2 separate regions of the Mus musculus genome follow, and region 1 is linked to region 2. Evidence: chromatin loops called from intact Hi-C (ENCODE). Cell type or tissue: heart. All regions are shown on one strand. Each heading gives the region's core, and the rest is flanking DNA. Links, peaks and the distances in the headings are about the cores only.

Region 1 (8,333 bases), core at 142-8,141, 320 kb after region 2:
CTCCTTGGTCACCAACCCAAGGGGCTTCGTTGGCATATACTCCCTCTGTCCACAGCAGCGCCCACGTTCCCACACATGTCCTTGCATGTGACATCAGCTCTTGCCAGTTGCAGAGAAAACTGTGGTGCATCCTTGTTTCATTTGCGTTTTCCCAAACAGCTGGCAAAACTAACAGGCCCTTTCTCATGGGCCTCGTCCTCTTTGCTGCCTAGATGGTTGGAGTTTGTGCTTTGATGCACAGCAGCTCTGTGTGCTCTGGAAATGGGGCCTTTGTCTACTGAATAGGTAGCAGATGTTTTCCTCCAGCCTGTAACTCATTTTAATTTTTGCTCTTAAGATTTTCAAAAGAAACTTAGATGGTTGCTTTTCTCTGTTTACAAAAGAAAGAAAGAAAGAAAGAAAGAAAGAAAGAAAGAAAGAAAGGAAGGAAGGAAGGAAGGAAGGAAGGAAGGAAGGAAGGAAGGAAGAAAGAAAGAAAGAAAGAAAGAAAGAAAGAAAGAAAGAAAGAAAGAAAGAAAGAAAGAAAGAAAGAGAAAAAAAGGGTGCAGGGGTGGGGGTGACACTAGTTTGCCTGGTTTGTGTGGTGTGTGTGTGTGTGTGTGTGTGTGTGTGTGTGTGTGTGTGTGTGTGTTTGTTTCTAAGTTATTGAGAATCAGGAAGTTAATTTACTCTTCCTCACTGCGACACTGCCCCTATACCCAAAAATGACACTGCAAAGATTTTTGGTGAAACATCACATCAAAGGGCACAGTGGATTTCCATCACTTGCATTAAAGCCAAGAGCCACTGCAAGAAGAAATAACAGCATGATACAGATGGTTAAGGTGTTTGCCAGGCCAGAGTTGGATGACTTCACTACTGAACTGGAAATTTTATCACCAAGTATATTGATTTGGTTGATTTAATCTATATCAAAAACATTAATCATGATACTTGAATGATTTATAATTTTTTCATTGTTTTAATTTATTTATCTATCTGATCTATCAGTATGTCTATCTGTCTGTCTACTTATCTATCTGCTTATCTATCTATCTATCTATCTATCTATCTATCTATCTGTTGTGTGCTAATGAGTGTCTGCCACAGCTCACACACATGTGAATGCCAGAGGACAATTTGGTAAGATTCAGTTCTCTCCTTTTACCTTGTGCCTCCCATAATCAAACTTGAGAGGCCAAGCTCAGTAGCAGGTACCCTTACCCATGGAGCCATCTCACCCACCCCCTTGAGTAACTCTTGTGTTGTGTTTTGTTAAATGGCTTATAAAGACAGGACAAGATGAGGCCAGGCTCTGGGAAACAGTTTTCCAGGTCACTGGAACACAGTGGTAACCACTCAGCAAGCATTGTTGTGCCTGAACACTCACTTCCTGAGACCCGGATGACAAATGCAAATAACGAAGGAGCAGGTACAGAAGTGGATATGGTGCATAGCCACAGACAAGGGACCCCAAGTCATAAAGTATCTCAATTACCTGTACCAGCCACCTAGCGTAAGCTGAGGTCCGTGCTTGAAGGCTGCAAAATAATCAACACCTTCAAGAGAAGAGTGTGACGGGTCCAGCTTCACTTCAGTCCAGTGAGAGATCTAGAACAACAGCAGGAACAGAGGAGAGCTGGCGAGGTGGCTCAGTGGTTAAGAGCATCCACCTATGAGTCAAGTCCCCTTTGTGGGATCAGATGACTTTTTTTTTCCACAGGAGTCACATGTCAGCTATTTACATTATGTAACATTAGTAAAATTTCAGTTATGAAGTAGCAACACAAGCAGTTTTATGGTTGGGGGTCACCACAAGATGTGGCACCGTACCAAAGGGCCACAGCATTAGGAAGATTGAGAACCACTGAGGAGCCTGAGGTTCGTTGAGACATACAGACCCTTGGCGAGACTGCCTTGGCCTGTCACTTCTCAGGAGGTTTTCTAGACTTAGAACTCAGCATCATCTCAGCCTGTGTTTATGAATTCAGGAGTTGTGATGGTTTGTATATTCTTGCACCTGGGAGTGGCACCATTTGGAGGTGTAGCCTTGTTGGAATAGGTGTGACCTGGTTGGAGTAGGTGTGTCACTGTGGGTATGGGCTTAATACTCTCACCCTAGGTGCCTGGAAGTCAGTCTTCCAATAGCAGCCTTTGGATGAAGATGTAGAACTCTCAGCTCTGCTTGTGCCATACCTGCCTGCCTGGATACTGCCATACTCCCATCTTGATGATAATGGACTGAACCTCTGAACCTGTAAGCCAGCCTCAATTAAATGTTGTTTTTGTAAGACTTGCCTTGGTCATGGTGTCTGTTCACAGCAGTAAAACCCTAACTAAGACAAAAGTCCACTGCAGTTACGGTATTTGTGCAAGATGAGGCCAGCAGGATCATTCAACGTTCCAGAAGACAGCCCTAGTTGGACTCAGTGGGCTGGGGAGCGAGGAGAATGAAGGGGTAAGGGGCACATATTGTAAGTGAGTTGGGGGGTGGATATCTTTATTAGGTCTTCCATTGCTGTGAACAGACACCATGACCAAGGCATCTCTTATAAAGGACAACGTTTAATTGGGGCTGGCTTATAGGTCCAGAGGTTCAGTCCATTATCATTGTGGCAGGAAGCATGGCAGCATGCAGGCAGACATGATGCTGACGAAGGAGCTGAGAGTTCTGCATCTTGAATCTGAAGGCAGCCAGGAGAAGACTGACTCTTCCACACTGGGCAGAGCTTCCACAATAGGAACTCTCAAAACCCGCCTACACGGTGACACACTTCCTCCAGCAAAGCCATACCTTCTAATATAGTAGCACTTCCCATGGGCCAAGCATATTCAAACCACCACAGTGGATGTGATCAAGGTACATTATTTGTGTATATGAAATTGTCAAAGAATAAATGAAAGATATTCAATTAAAAAAAAAGATTTTGGTCAGTCAGTACAGAATTTGGGGCTGCCAACTGCCAAGCTAAAAGCAAACCAGACTCCTAACACGCCAGCCAGGCCCCTAAGAAATTAGGCAAGACTGTCTAAAATATTTGGTTTCCTCTGCTTCTCTCTTCACTAACTTCAGGCCGAGAGTTCGCTCTTTTGTAGGAGACTATATGAACTGTGGTGAAGCTTGAAACAAAGCCATCCATGCCCCTTTAGTGGAATAGGTATACTCACTGGCATGGTGTCATCTGCCAGTGACTGCCATGCTCTCAGAGCATATGCTGGCCTTCCCAAGAGAAGTACATAGAGCAGGCTGGTGCTGGTTCCTCAACCAAGGATGCCCAGAAGTGGGTGTGTATGCATTCCTGTTCTCCTCTTCTGGGTGACAGCTGTAAAGTTTGTCACCGGTGGAATGAAACTCTAGTTGTCCATGAGGATGGTGGCTTGCTGCTGCCCTCTTCATTGGCTGCCTATCTACCCTGCTTCAGTAGCCCATACTCTTTATCCATGTTTTCTGGAGCTGTGTTCCAAATGAATCACCCACATCTGTTTCTGGAAGAAAGCAAACTAACATTAACTGAATAGCTGTTCTCCACACCCCATCACTACTTAGATATGCAAAAGTGAAAGAAGAACCATATAGAGGTGTCAGCCTGAACCTGAACTAAAGTAAGCCGAGAAGTCACAAACAGGTCCCTGTGAGAGTGTCCTCAGTAGCTTGACACTGTTAGGAATGAGGGTCCTGCTTGCTACCCAGATACTCCATTCTGTCATCTGAGCTGCTGTAGCTCACACATCACCTGCCCCTTATATCAGCGTAGTTGGTGGTTTCCGGAGAGCCAGCTGGCAAATAACAATTCCACAAGACACCCTTCCTCCACATTGTTAGAATAACACCCCACAAAGGACCATTAGCGTTTATCTGATGGCCCATCAAAAGCAGATTCCAGTCATTCCTGTGGTACAGAGAGCCATTACATCAAGCATATTCTATCCAACAAGCATCATCCTAGGGCCCAACACAACATTCTCACTAGAAATAGGTCATCATGTTCCTCATTGATGCCCACAGGTATGAAGAGAAGGGTTCTGAATATTCATGAAGAAAGCAGACAGTCTGTCTCCAGGGACACTCTAAACCCTAGAGAAGAGGCTGGGATGACCGTGAGCTTTTCCCTTCTCTCATCTCTCTCTGTCTCTCTGTGTCTCTGTCTCTTTCTGTGTCTCTGACTCTCTGTGTCTCTCCGTCTCTCTTCTCTCTGTCTCTCCCTGCCCCATCTCTCTCCCCTCAGCACAACCCACTACCCATCCCTCACTACACACAACTCCTAATCAAGAACAATTTCAGGTTGAAGCCCTGGATGCCCCCTGGGATAAGGAACAATCCTGAGATTCCTCTGTTAATTCTTTGGCCACTTCCCTGGCCTCCTAACGCTGTGGACCAAATCTGGATCAGGTGTGTTGGTTTTGGACCCCACGAGGCCTGGCCAGCGTGGCCAGTAGAGAGCTGTCTGCAAAACATTAGCTCTTGATATTTTTTAAGGAGGGTGAAAAAGAACACATTTAACAGGATTTCATTTCTTCAGCATTTTGTGAGTTAGGCTTGGCCCGAGTTGGGAATATAATCATCTCAACTGTGTTTGAGAGAATGCCGTGCCCTTCCCAGTTTGCAGGGTCTTCTTGCCCCAGGAAGCCACCCTGTTCTTGTTCCTGGAGAGGTGACAGCTCTGAAGGAAATTTCTCCCAATGACTCCCACATGTCTCAGACCTTGCCAGTCCACAGCAGCCAGAACTGGCCTTCCTTTTATTCCCAAAAGACCATGGCCAAAGTCCTACTGGCTTTGCCCCTGGAAATTAGTTCACTCATCTCAAAATAAGTCCCCAGCTGGTCCCCGAAAGGACTGTCCTCTAAAATAGCCTGGGGTTTGTGCCTGGAATCTTTCCCTCGCTGACTTCCTGTATCTACTTCCATGCAGCAAGGGCTGCCACCTGCTGGGTACAGTGGCTTCTGGGGATGGCATTGCTGGTAGCCACTACAAAGATTAAGAACCTAAATGTCCCTGGCCACCACATCTCATGAGGCCTAGCAGATTTCTCAAAAACTGTGAGAAGGCTCCCAGAGAGTGGCGTGGGGCTCACGGAGAGCTGCCATCATTGCCCTGCCCTTGGGGCACTAACTGACCCCAGATGGATTCGTGTCACACAGGAGTGAGGGCCCAGGCATCTATTGACATATCCACTCTCTCCTTGATACTGGACCGCTAACCCTGGCAAGAAGGTGCATAAGTCATTTTCCAAAACTATGGACTCGGCCAGGCAGGGTGGTATAGGACTTAAATCCTAGCCCTCAGAGGTAGAAACAGATGGATCCCTGTGCCTTAAAGCTAGCCTGGTCGTTGTAGAAAGTTCCAGAGTAGCCAAGGCCTGCCTTTAAAGAAAAAAAAAAAGCAAAACCATCTATGGCCTATTCAGAAAGTTTGTTAACAGAGTGCAGTTGCCAGCAGAAGTCACTGTTTCTCGTGGCATCTCATTAAGTTCGCCTATTGTTGTGACTGCCTTCACTCCAATGCAAAGTGAGACCAAGATCGGGCTGTAAGTCCCACCCAGCATCCCAGCATCCTTTCCCCAGATGCTGAAGCAACTGCACTGACAGGAGCAGGCCTCTGCATTAAAATGCTCTCTGGATTCTGTAGGGTTTCTTGTGGCTCCTTGAGCCCTGTGGCCCCCACAATCCTCCCTCCCCTCTTCCACAGGATTCCCTGAGCTCCGCCTAATGTTTGCCTGTGGGTCTCTGCATCTGTTTCCATCGGATGATAGATGACCATCGGATTAGACACCAATCTATGAGTATAGCAGAGTATCATTAGGCATCATTTCACTGACATTTTTTTTGCCAGTCATGTTTGGTTCTATCCTAAGTCTCTGAGCATCCAGCCTCTGTGACCTGACACTCCAGGCGGTGTCAGGAGTGGGCTCCCTCTCATGGAAGAGTCTCATAAAGGTTCACAGAGAGACTGAAACGACAACCAGGGAGCCTGCCTAAACTAACACAGGCCCTCTGTGTGTATGTTACTGTTGTGTAGCTTGCTCTCCTTGGACTCCTAACAAAGGGAATGGGGACTGTCTCTGACTCTTTCGAAAGATTTTGGGACCCTTTTTCCTCCTACTGGGTTGCCTTGTCCAGCCTTAATACAAAGGGATATGCCTAGTCTTACAGCAACTTGATATACCATGTTTGGTTGATATCCATGAGAAGCCTGACCTAGGATGGGGGCCTGGAGGAGAGGAGGGAGGGAAACTGGAGTCAGGATGTAAAAATAATAACAATAATAAAATGTTCTCCAGAGAAACAAGAGGCAAGAGGATGTCTGGACACAAGGAGAGGGTTAAAAGAGGAGGTTGCAAAATCGTAGGGGCTGCAAAATTCACTTCTGCAGGGCAGGCCTGCAGGCTGGAGGGCCAGAAAGGTGTCAGAGTTCGGTTCATGTCCAGAGGCGGCCTAGAGTCAGAATTTTTTCTCCTTTGGGGCATTTTGGTCTATTTTCTCATTCTTTTTTTAAAGTCGTTAACTGACAACTGATCAGGTGAGGACCACTGCCAGTTAAAGAAAGTAATCAGCTTTATTCCAAGTCTGATGTGTGTGGTGTGTGTGTATGTGTGTGTGTGTGGTGTGTGTGTGTGTGTGTGTGTGTGTGTGTGTGTGTGTGTGTGTGTGTGTGTGTGGTGTATGTATATGTGTGGTGTGTGTGTGTGTGTGTGTATGTGTGGTGTATGTATATGTGTGGTGTGTGTGTGTGTGTGTGTGTGTGTGTGTGTGTGTGTGATGTGTACATGACTGGCTATCTGTGTGCATCTGCTTACTTGTCTCTGTGTTATGATATGTGCACATATTTGTGTGTGCATATGTGTGTGTGTGTGCACATGAATGAATGTTCATGTGGAGACCAGAGGTCTATGTTGGGTGTCTTTCTCGATTTTTTTGGACATGGCTTACACTGTACCGAGAATTCATGGATTTAGCCAGGTTGGCTAACCAGTAAGCTCTGGGGACTCTTCTGCCTCCACACACCCCTTTAATGCCGGACTTACAAACACATGCTGCCACATATAGCTTTTACACACATTCTGGAGCTCCAAATTCAAGTCCTCATGTTTGCACAGCAGGTGTTATCCCTGCCAAGCCATCTCTCCAGTCCCAAAGTCTGTTGATTTCAATAGAATACAGACAAGTTGGATGAAGCATTTAGGTACCGACCTCCAGCCAAGTTGACACATCAAATTCACCGTCAACCTTGAGTGCACACATAGCTACTTAGGGTTAAGGTTAGGGGTGAGGAGAACCTCTTACTTGCCTGGCTATAGTCTGTGTTTCAGAACTCGGAATTCAGAGCCAAACGTATAAGTCTTGCCACAAAGCACCTATGCTTGAGATAGTTCCTTCTTAGACTCTTCCCCAGAAACCATGGTGGGTATTTACTGTATATGTGCAAGCTTCAAAAGGTTTACTAAAATTGTTATCTCAAGTAAGGCTGTGTTTGCCTCAGAGAAAATATCCAGATTCCCCTGAAGAAAGCTGAGCCTGGAGATTACAGTCCTCCCAAGATCAGTGATCCTGGTCTCCCGGAGAGCCTGTTAGACCACTGGAACAGGCCTCTTCCCAGAATGCCTGCCTCCCGGCAGCTGGGGATAAATGGAGTCCACAAGTAAAGCCCGTGTCTGCTACTGTGAGAACTGCAAACAGGTTCTGGGCCCTGGGAATGACACCCAGGTCTCCTAGTTCCCTCATTCATTCATTCATCCATCCATTCAGAGACGGAGTCTCACCGCATGGCCATTAGTGTGAAGTCTGAAATGGAGAATTTCACAGCCCTTGCTCAGCTTCCCCAAGTACTGGGCTTGCAGGCAGGTGTCACAACGCCTGGCTCCACATCCTAAGTGCAGAAGTCCACCTGTCCGTAGCCGAGAAGGAGCAGTACCTCCCTGTGTTATAAAAACTCATTACTGAGGAACGATTGTGTATATGAAAGACAAGATTGGGTCTGCGAAGAAGTCTAAGAAAATGCCCACTATGTTTGCAGATTCACAGGGAGAAAGCAGTAAGCCCGTAAAGTAAATAACTATATGAATGAGGCCGAAAATGAGGCTCCATGGTAACTGCCTAGCATGCATGAGGCCCTAGGTTCCATCCCCAGCATAGACAAGTGCACACACACACACACACACACACACACACACACACACACACACAGAGAGTTGAACAGTATTTTAAGTACCACCAATTCGCCTGGCCTGCGTCTGTCATGTGACCCATGCTTTCATCATTTCTAGGGTGTGGTGAGGTTTTCAGGTTCCATCTCCCCTGAAGTCTCAACAGGAGCTCATAAATGAGCACTGTCCTCCTGTGCCATGGCTGTCTCTTC
Region 2 (8,333 bases), core at 278-8,277:
CCTTGAGAAGAACATTCTCACACACACCCCCAAGGCTCTCTGAGCGGAGTGCAAAAGACATTGGATGCAGGCCGACAAGTAGTTGTGCCGTTATGCTCCCCTGAGCCCTTCACAGCTTCTGTCCCCGCTGTACCTTTGTGACTACCCCATGGCTCATACATAAAAGTTCAACTTAGTTAAATAAATGGATAAAAAGGATGGATGAGGGGGGTGAGGGGATAGAGGGGTAGGGGGATATGGGATGAACAAGGTGACCAGGGAATGGATGGATCAGGAAATGGGGATGAAGGGATGAGAGGATGAGGGGTGAGGGGATGAGGGAATGGAGGGGTGGGTGATGGGGGATGGACAAGGTGATTAGGGAGTGGATGGATCAGGAAATGGGGATGAGGGGATAGGCAAGGTGATTAGGGAATGGATAGATTGGGGAATGGGGGATGGGGGATGAGAGGATGAAGGGATGAGGGGATGAGGGGATGGGGATGGAGAGATGAAGGAGTGGATAGATGAGGTGATTAGGGAGTGGCTGGATGACAGAATAGGTGGGCGAAGATATCCAAGTCTCATTTGTAAATTTCCATCTCTGAGGAGGCATGATCCTCAACCTCTGAGCTTCAGTTTCTGTAAAATTCATAAAACTATCCATGACTCAAATAACTTCTTTGGATGGAGGGGGGAAAATCACTTGATTCGTAAGACAGTCCTTTGTCATCAATCCCAGGAACCCACACTCAGGTGACAAGTACAGTAGAAGGTCCCTCTAACCCCAGTGCTATGGACACACAATTGGTGAGTACAGTAGAAGGTCCCTCTAACCCCAGTGCTATGGAAGTGGAGACAGGAGGGTCTCTGAGACATGACCAGTCAGTCTTGTATAATCAGCAAATTGCAGGCCACAGAGACACTAGATCTCAATAAATAAGGTAGATGGTACCTGACCTCTGGCCTCCATAGGCATGCATACATTGTGCAACTGAACACACACACACACACACACACACACACACACACACACGAATCCCTACAGCATTTAAACAGTAGATAAGCCCTTGGCATAGTCACCAATGCCTTCAAGGTACACAATAAATGGTACTGACCATTGTGACTCTGTGGAGATGGCCTTATCCTCCCCACCCCCAATAGAAACCCAGATCTTCATAGCATCTAGATGGCTTCCTGGCATATTCTGTTTCAGCAAATCCCCTGTTCAGACTCTGGCCCAAAGAAGAGCTAAGATTTCAGCAAAGGCCTTCCCTGAAGTAGAAGCCCTGATCTTGGAAGCACAGAAGTTGCTACTGAGTTCTGCCTTGTCCACTGGAGGCCCAAGGTCTTAGGCTTCCTCAGGCATGCGTGCATAGGTATACCTAGGCATTTGAGGTCAGCTTCACCTGTGTGCATGCCCCAGGAAGTGGGGTTAGAGGACCATCTGCTCTGCACTATGTGGTACTGGCTCAGTCCCGTTGTCCCAGCATGGACCTGGACCTTTTGCCCATGTGTTCCCATGCCAGCTCTGGTGACCGGGGCCTCTGCCTGAGGCCATGTTCCCAGGCTTCCGCAGTAACAGGCTCCCCATTCTTCCTTGCCCTTGGCACATCTGCCACCTCCCACTATGGCACTGTGTGCTATGGTCCAGGGACAGCTTTCTTCAGTCCAAGAGGACAACATGGACTTAGGGAGCAAGCCTGGTCTGTCCCCTTGCTCAGGAGGAAGAGGACTTGGCTCAAATCCCCTGCTGAGATAGACAACTTTCACTGGATATCGGATCCACAAGGTTCTGCTCTTTGCCCAGGGTCTAGAGACGATACCCTTCCAGGGCATTTTCACAAAGAACCCAGGAGCCCACTCTGGCTACACTTTATTTTGAAGGAGTAAGGGTTGCCATCTGCCCCTCCTGATCACCAGTCTTCAGACCGGCTTTAGCTTGATCCAGATGGCAAACTTCAACTTCATGCCTCAAGAATGACAGCTGGGAGGGGAGCTGAGGTTATCCCCACATGCAAGGGAATCCCAGCCCCACCCCCTCCCTGTCACCTCTGCCCATCCCATCCCACCATCAAGAATCACAACAAACCCCAGATCTGCATCCTGAAATCCACAGTCGAGGGGCAGGAGGCAGCAAGTTTCTTTCACACTCACCGGAACACATCCAATGTCCTTTTCTGAGGTCCAGACCTCAACCATCAACAAAGAGCCTTCCATGGCCCAAAGCCAAGGCCCAGCTACCAAAAGGCTTCAGGCAGGGAGTCCTGGGGGCACGGACTCCCGGGGGCGTGCAGATCATTGGAAGTGACTCTTTCCTCTAGACATTTTGAACCCAGATTGAGCTCAGGAGGATCCCAGTTGCAACCCAACAGAGCTCAGCAGGAGAAGCAGGACTGACTATCAGAATCTCAGAGTGCATAGATCATAGCTGCCTCTCTTAAAGAGACAGTCTTCCTGAAACATTCTGGATGAGCAAGACACAAGGAATAAAGGAAGGAAGGGAAAGGAAGAGGGGTAGGGGAAATTAGGAAAGAGAGGGAGGAAAGGAGGCAGGCAGGGAGGGAGGGAGGGAGGGAAAGGAAGGAAATAAGAAAGAAAGGAAGGACTGGGAAAGAAATGAGAATGAGGGAAAGTAAAGAAAGGGAAGGGAAGGGGGCAAGGGAAAGAAGAAAGGTTGGAAGGAGAGAAAGAGTGAGGGAAGATGAGACAGCGACCTTCAGGGGAAAGTGCTGGGGCAGCACTGGGCCTTACACACACACACACACACACACACACACACACACACACACACACACACAGAGGAGAGGAGCCTGGTCCCTAAGGTGAGAAGCTTATCTGCCCTCCAGACTACAGGATGTGGAGGTGGAAGATCCCTTTGTGAAGGCCAGCTTTAGTGCAGGACTGGACCCACCTAGAGAGCAATGTGATAGCCCAGAGCAAACCCAAGTGGCTCACTATAGGCAGGAAGTAAGGTAGGAACTGACCAGTCCCTCCAGGCACTGTTGCTGTGGTTCCCAGCAGAGTAGATTGCTGTCTCTTGGACAATGAGTGTGTCAAGGTCCAGATTAGACTGGATGGGGGTCAGCCTTTCATTGTCTTAGACGAGTCCAAGGAAGCCTTCCCATGTCCATCCTCAAACATTAGGATTAGCTTAAGCTTCAGAACAGGTGACCGTCAACACAGGGGGCCTGCTTGCCAATGCCCACTGGAAGGAAATGCCCCACCCTCCAGTAGTCAAACCCACCCTGTATGGAAGATGGAACTGGCTTTATTTTGTTTTAGTTTGTCCCCCTTCTTTGTAATAGTCTGCATGACCTACATTTGATAAGGGGGAGTTATTCTCTATAAAGAGAAAAAAAAACCCTAAAAGTTTCACCTCATATCTCCTGTCCGAGTATCTCAAACAACGCAGAGATCAGGCAGAGAAGATGGAGGCAGACAGTATGTGAATTCTAAGTGAAAGAAAAGCCCCTGCTCCATCATAATGTCTAGCTGCCTTCAGTCTCCTCTCCTAAGGGTCTTAAGACAAGTTTTCAGACTTTTTAAAAAAGTGTATCTCTCCCCCCCCCCCCCCCCCGTTTGCATGTGTGTGTGCATGTGCCTGTCTGTTCTTGAGTGCAGTTCCCACAAAGGCCAGAAGAGGGCATCTGATCCCTTGGAATCGGACTTATAGGTGACTGAACCACCCAACAATGCTGCTGTAAACCAAACTTAGGTCCTGTGCAAGAGCAGCACGCATAGCACTGAAGCAGCTCTCTACCACCCCTAGAGGCAGGTTTTAAATAAAATTAAAACAAGCACATTTGCTTTCAGACAAAATAGACATGAAAAGCTTTTATAAAAAGTATCAACTCACTAATTTGAATTTTTAGTTTTCTACATTCTTTAAGCTGTTTGAGACCCTTCATCAACATCTTATCTACACTCCACTCCACCCCACCCCACCCTGCTCCCAGCTTTCCTTTACATCCCACTCAGCAATAAGAGGATCAGAGATTTCAAGCCTGCCAGGGTTACTCAGTCTTCTTCCTTCAAGAACATGGGCAATTTCAAAACCAGGCTGGATAAGCCCTGCCACGATAGAGCCTTCTGCCCACTACAAGGAACCAACTGTTCCCTTCTCCAGTGCCCCAGGCTTTGCCGTGCACTGTGGTCTGAATGTCTGTGGCTTCCTCAAATTCATCTTAGTTCCCAATATGATTTCACTCAGAGACAAGGCCTTGGGAGGTGAGTGGATCTCAAAGGCTGAGCCATCACAGATGGAATTAATGTCCCTCTGAGAGAGATCTCAGAGAGCTACTGTACCATGTAAGGACACAGTATGAAGACAGCTACCAATGAACTGGGAAACCAACCCTCGCCAGATATCAGATTGGCAGCCCCCTGCCAATTGGGCTCCCATGCATGCTTGTTAAGGTCACCGCCTTGGCAATTTATTATAGCAACTTGAACTGATGAAGGCAACATCCAGAGTTTGCTGTTACAACTGACATCACTCTAGATTTTAATTAATTTCATGTCCATACACTCTTCTATGCCAGACATCTATCCAGCACCAGGAATTTGTGGCGTAAGGCAAATATGATGGTAATAATAACAATAAAAATAATTTATAATAATAATAGTAGCAGTCATCGTTATTGTTGTTTGAACATATATATTTTCAGCAGTTACTCTTAAAGTTACTCTTTTGAACTTCCTAACAGGCTGCCTTAGAAAGGTATCAGAATCAACAGATACAAATGTTATAGGGGTGGATACAGTGTCTGGGTCCTTGCGACTTTGGCCTTTGGTTTAGCTAAAGCACTTCAAAGAGCTGACTAGGCTCTCTGCCCTTGTTTGTAGCTAGACCAGGCTGTTCTGATCCCTGGCCCCTGCCCTCTGCATGCCTCCCTAGCTTGGCTGTGAGCTTCCCTTTTAGCCAGGCAGAAGTACATCAGGCTGAGATGAAGCTTCCCAGCTGATATGTAGCACAGAATCTCTTTGCTAGTGCCTGATGCAGAGCCCAGAAGGATCCTTCAAGCCTCCTGGAGGAAAATTTTGTCACCAAACTCCAGCTGGACCCAAGCAGGCAGTTGTGCGCAGCGTTGCCACTGGGAGAGGGTGTGGAGCAACTGTACACGATGCCAGCACCAGAAGGGACTTCCGAGAATGTTGTGCATCAGCTCCACTTGAGAGAGCCAGGAAAACCAGAGCCCAGCCTGGGAAGGGACTTGTCAAAAACTCAGAATGAGATGGTGGCAAAAGGACAGCTGGCCCTGCATCCAAAAAGGACACAACAGACTGGGACGATATTAAAAGGGAGTCACAGAACTCCATCAATTAGCAGGAGGTTCTTTCGTGGCAGAAGTGGTATAGATGATTCCAAATGCAGCACCAGATAGAGAAAACATGGGATAATGCAAAGAACAGTGACAGACCTGGGGATCCAGATGAGTAAGTAACATACTTGCCCCACAAGCATGAGGACCTGAGTTCAAATCCCCCAGACACACATATGAGCTATGTAAGTCAACTGTGTCTGTAATTCTGGTTGCTAAGGAGGCAGAGACAGGAGGATGCTTAGAGCTCTCTGGTTAGTTAGTCTAGCAGAATGGATAAGCTCAAGTTCACTGAAACACTGTCTCAAAAAAAAAGTTGGAAGAAGTTTAAGGAAGGTACCTTAACCTTTGGCCTCCACTGGCATGTGAAATGTATGCGTGCACATATGCACATACCCATACATACACATTTAAAAACTAACAAATAGAAAGCAGAGGAAGGTTTCAATGGCAGTATTTGTGTTTGGTCCTCCAGGAGGCCAGGCCACAGACTCACAGATCCCTTCCTGCAGCTCTCCCTAAGACATGGGCCCGTGCATCTAAGTCTATGCTGAGTTCCACATTGGCTTAGCAGAAAGTGCTGAAGGTAATACCACCGAAGACTGCGGATGGCTATGTCCCCTCATCCCCACCTAACAAAATGTGTTCAGTTGTCTATGCTGGTTATTGGTGCTTAGTCATAAAGTCTTGGTTCAGGCACCAAGCTGACAGAACGTCCTGACTAATTTGTAGCTGAGTCCAGCCATATGACTAATTCTGCTCCATAAACTAAGAGTAGAAGTTGGAAATTGTGATGGTTCATTTTGTGTGTCAATTTGGCTATGCATAGGCCCAGACGTGGGTCAAACACGGGTCCAGATGTTGCTACAAGGGGACTTTTACACTGGATCAGCATTCTAATTGGAAGACTTGGAATAAGGCAGGTTACCAAAGCTTCAACGTAGCCATCTATGGGTCTCCAGTCAGCCACCACTGTGTAGGCTGATTTTATTAAGTAAATCTATACAGATTTTGTGATGGTTTGTATATGATCAGCCCAGGGTGTGGCCCTGTTGGAGTAGGTGTTTCACTTTGGGCATGGGCATTAAGACCCTCATCCTAGCTGCCTGAAAGCCAGTCTTCTGCTTGCAGCCTTCAGATGAAGAGGTAGAACTCTCAGCAACTCATGCACCGTGCTTGCCTGGATGCTGCCATGTACCCACTTTGATGATAATGGACTGAACCTCTGAACCTGTAAGCCAGCCCCGATTAAATGTTGTCCTCATAAGAGTTGCCTTGGTCATGGTGTCTGTTCACAGCAGTAAAACCCTAACTAAGGCAGATGGGTAAACAGCAGCTTCTATTGTCTCGGCTCCTTTAGAGAAGCTTGACAAACTCAAGAATCCTCAGAGACATAGAGCTTTCCATTGGCAAATTAGAAGTTTCTGTTCACCTTCTCTCCTGGGCACTGAGCACCAGATCTAATTGGAGATTAGGGCAATGCATGACCCTTGTCTTTATCCTATCAGGGCACCTATGATCTTACAGTATGAGGTCACACATGGTCTCATTTAATCTTTATGACAGGTGCCCTGACGGGATCAGAAGTGTCAGAAGTGAGACCGGAACAGGAAATGTGGTGTTTGAGGACCTTGTAACTCTTCCCTTTCTAGGTGGGATTTGCCCACGTGTTCTTGAAGGGCTAGCCAGGCTATCCCAGCCTCCATTTCTAGATAGGTCAGGCCATCAGTCTCTTGGGTATAACCGTCATCCACTTTAAAGTAACATCTGTTTAAGAAGTCTCTGTTCCTGAGTGAATATCATGAGCAGACCCCTGCCATCATTCACAAGGAGATTGATAGCATGAGTAAGAATTAGATGTCTTGTTGTGTCACAAGTCCCTGGAATGTGGGGCTTGTTCGTTAACCAAACGTAACCAACCTCATCCTAACCGACAGGCTGGTTGTCTTATTGGAAATATGATCATGTAGAGACATCCAAGAATGTCACTCACCACAGGTATATGTCTGTCTGTGCCTTGTGTGAACTGGAATCCCTGGGGCACAAAAGAGGGTGTCAGATTCACCGGAGCTGGAGTTACGGGCCGTTGTGAGCTACCCAGTGTGGGTACTGAAAAATGAACTCAGGCCCTCAGGAAAACCAGCAAGTGCTCTTAACCACCGATCCATCTCTCCAGTCCCCCATCAAAGGATTTTGATCTCAGAGTCCACAGCCCTTCCTCCAACTGCACGGCCTCTTTCTCTGTTTGTCTTGTGGGCCTAGGAGTCTTGGGCCAGAATCCAACCACAGTCGTATCAAGGCCACCACTGTACAATCTCAATGGCGGAACTTGCCTAGGACATTCTCCGAGTTCTGCTGGGGACTCTGACCTGGATCTGGAATGAGAAGCTTTCCAAAGAACAAAATTTTCCACTCGGACAAGAATGTTAAACACGGTTTAAAAAAAAAAAAAAAAGAAAAAGAAAAAAAAAAACCACTTGGTACTAGAAACGAGTTGTTGAATATTTATAAACCCAAACCAAAGGCCATTCCCCGTGGGATTTCTTGCTGCATGAGGAGGGTCAAGAGGACCAGAAAGGGATCTAGACACAGAGCAGGCTGTCTTCAGAGGGCTTAAGTGGAGCCCTGTGGGGATTGCATCCGCCCAACACACAGGCTGCTTCTTGGAAGTCAAGAGCGACCCAGAGATAGCAGGCACCCTATATCTTTCTTATCAGTGGATACATCCTGTCCCCTAATCTTAAATACACTGCAGAGATAAACTCTGGGGCAGCATAAGATGCCTCAGGCCCCATTTATTATAGGAAGAATTTAGCTTGCCATGGCTCCCAGCAGGGAGTGCTTCTCCGTCACATTCCCCTCCCCATCCCTACACACACTCCCAGTGGACACTGGTAAATGTCTGGAGATGTTTTAAACTGTCACAACTACAGAATGTTCTATAATCTCTGGTATACAAGATAGAGATGTTACTACTAGTTATTTCACAATGTGCAGGTCAGCTTCCTACCCACCATGCACTACAAAAAT

The links. Hi-C counts contacts between places; a loop is a spot of excess contacts. Peaks named below come from ENCODE experiments on the same cell type or tissue, not always from the same donor. Only the 100,000 strongest peaks of a DNase experiment are listed, where the experiment ranks them.
Region 1: it touches region 2 in a loop (5-fold over the local background); 6 of 42 quality-filtered maps call a loop at or near these places.

The regions. Positions count from the first base shown.
Region 1 is chr17:49,847,541-49,855,873 of GRCm38, forward strand. All of the region lies in intron 15 of Kif6 (kinesin family member 6), which reads left to right. Among named protein-coding and RNA genes, the nearest start is that of Gm16555, 30 kb to the left of the region's middle. In heart, for the core only: a CTCF peak has its summit at 4,906 (motif pointing left); a DNase peak (open chromatin) is centred at 4,771; H3K27ac peaks cover 1,438 bases.
Region 2 is chr17:49,526,739-49,535,071 of GRCm38, forward strand. All of the region lies in intron 1 of Daam2 (dishevelled associated activator of morphogenesis 2), which reads right to left. Among named protein-coding and RNA genes, the nearest start is that of Gm52301, 22 kb to the right of the region's middle. In heart, for the core only: CTCF peaks have their summits at 3,696 and 5,074; DNase peaks (open chromatin) are centred at 5,143, 7,623 and 7,913; H3K27ac peaks cover 232 bases.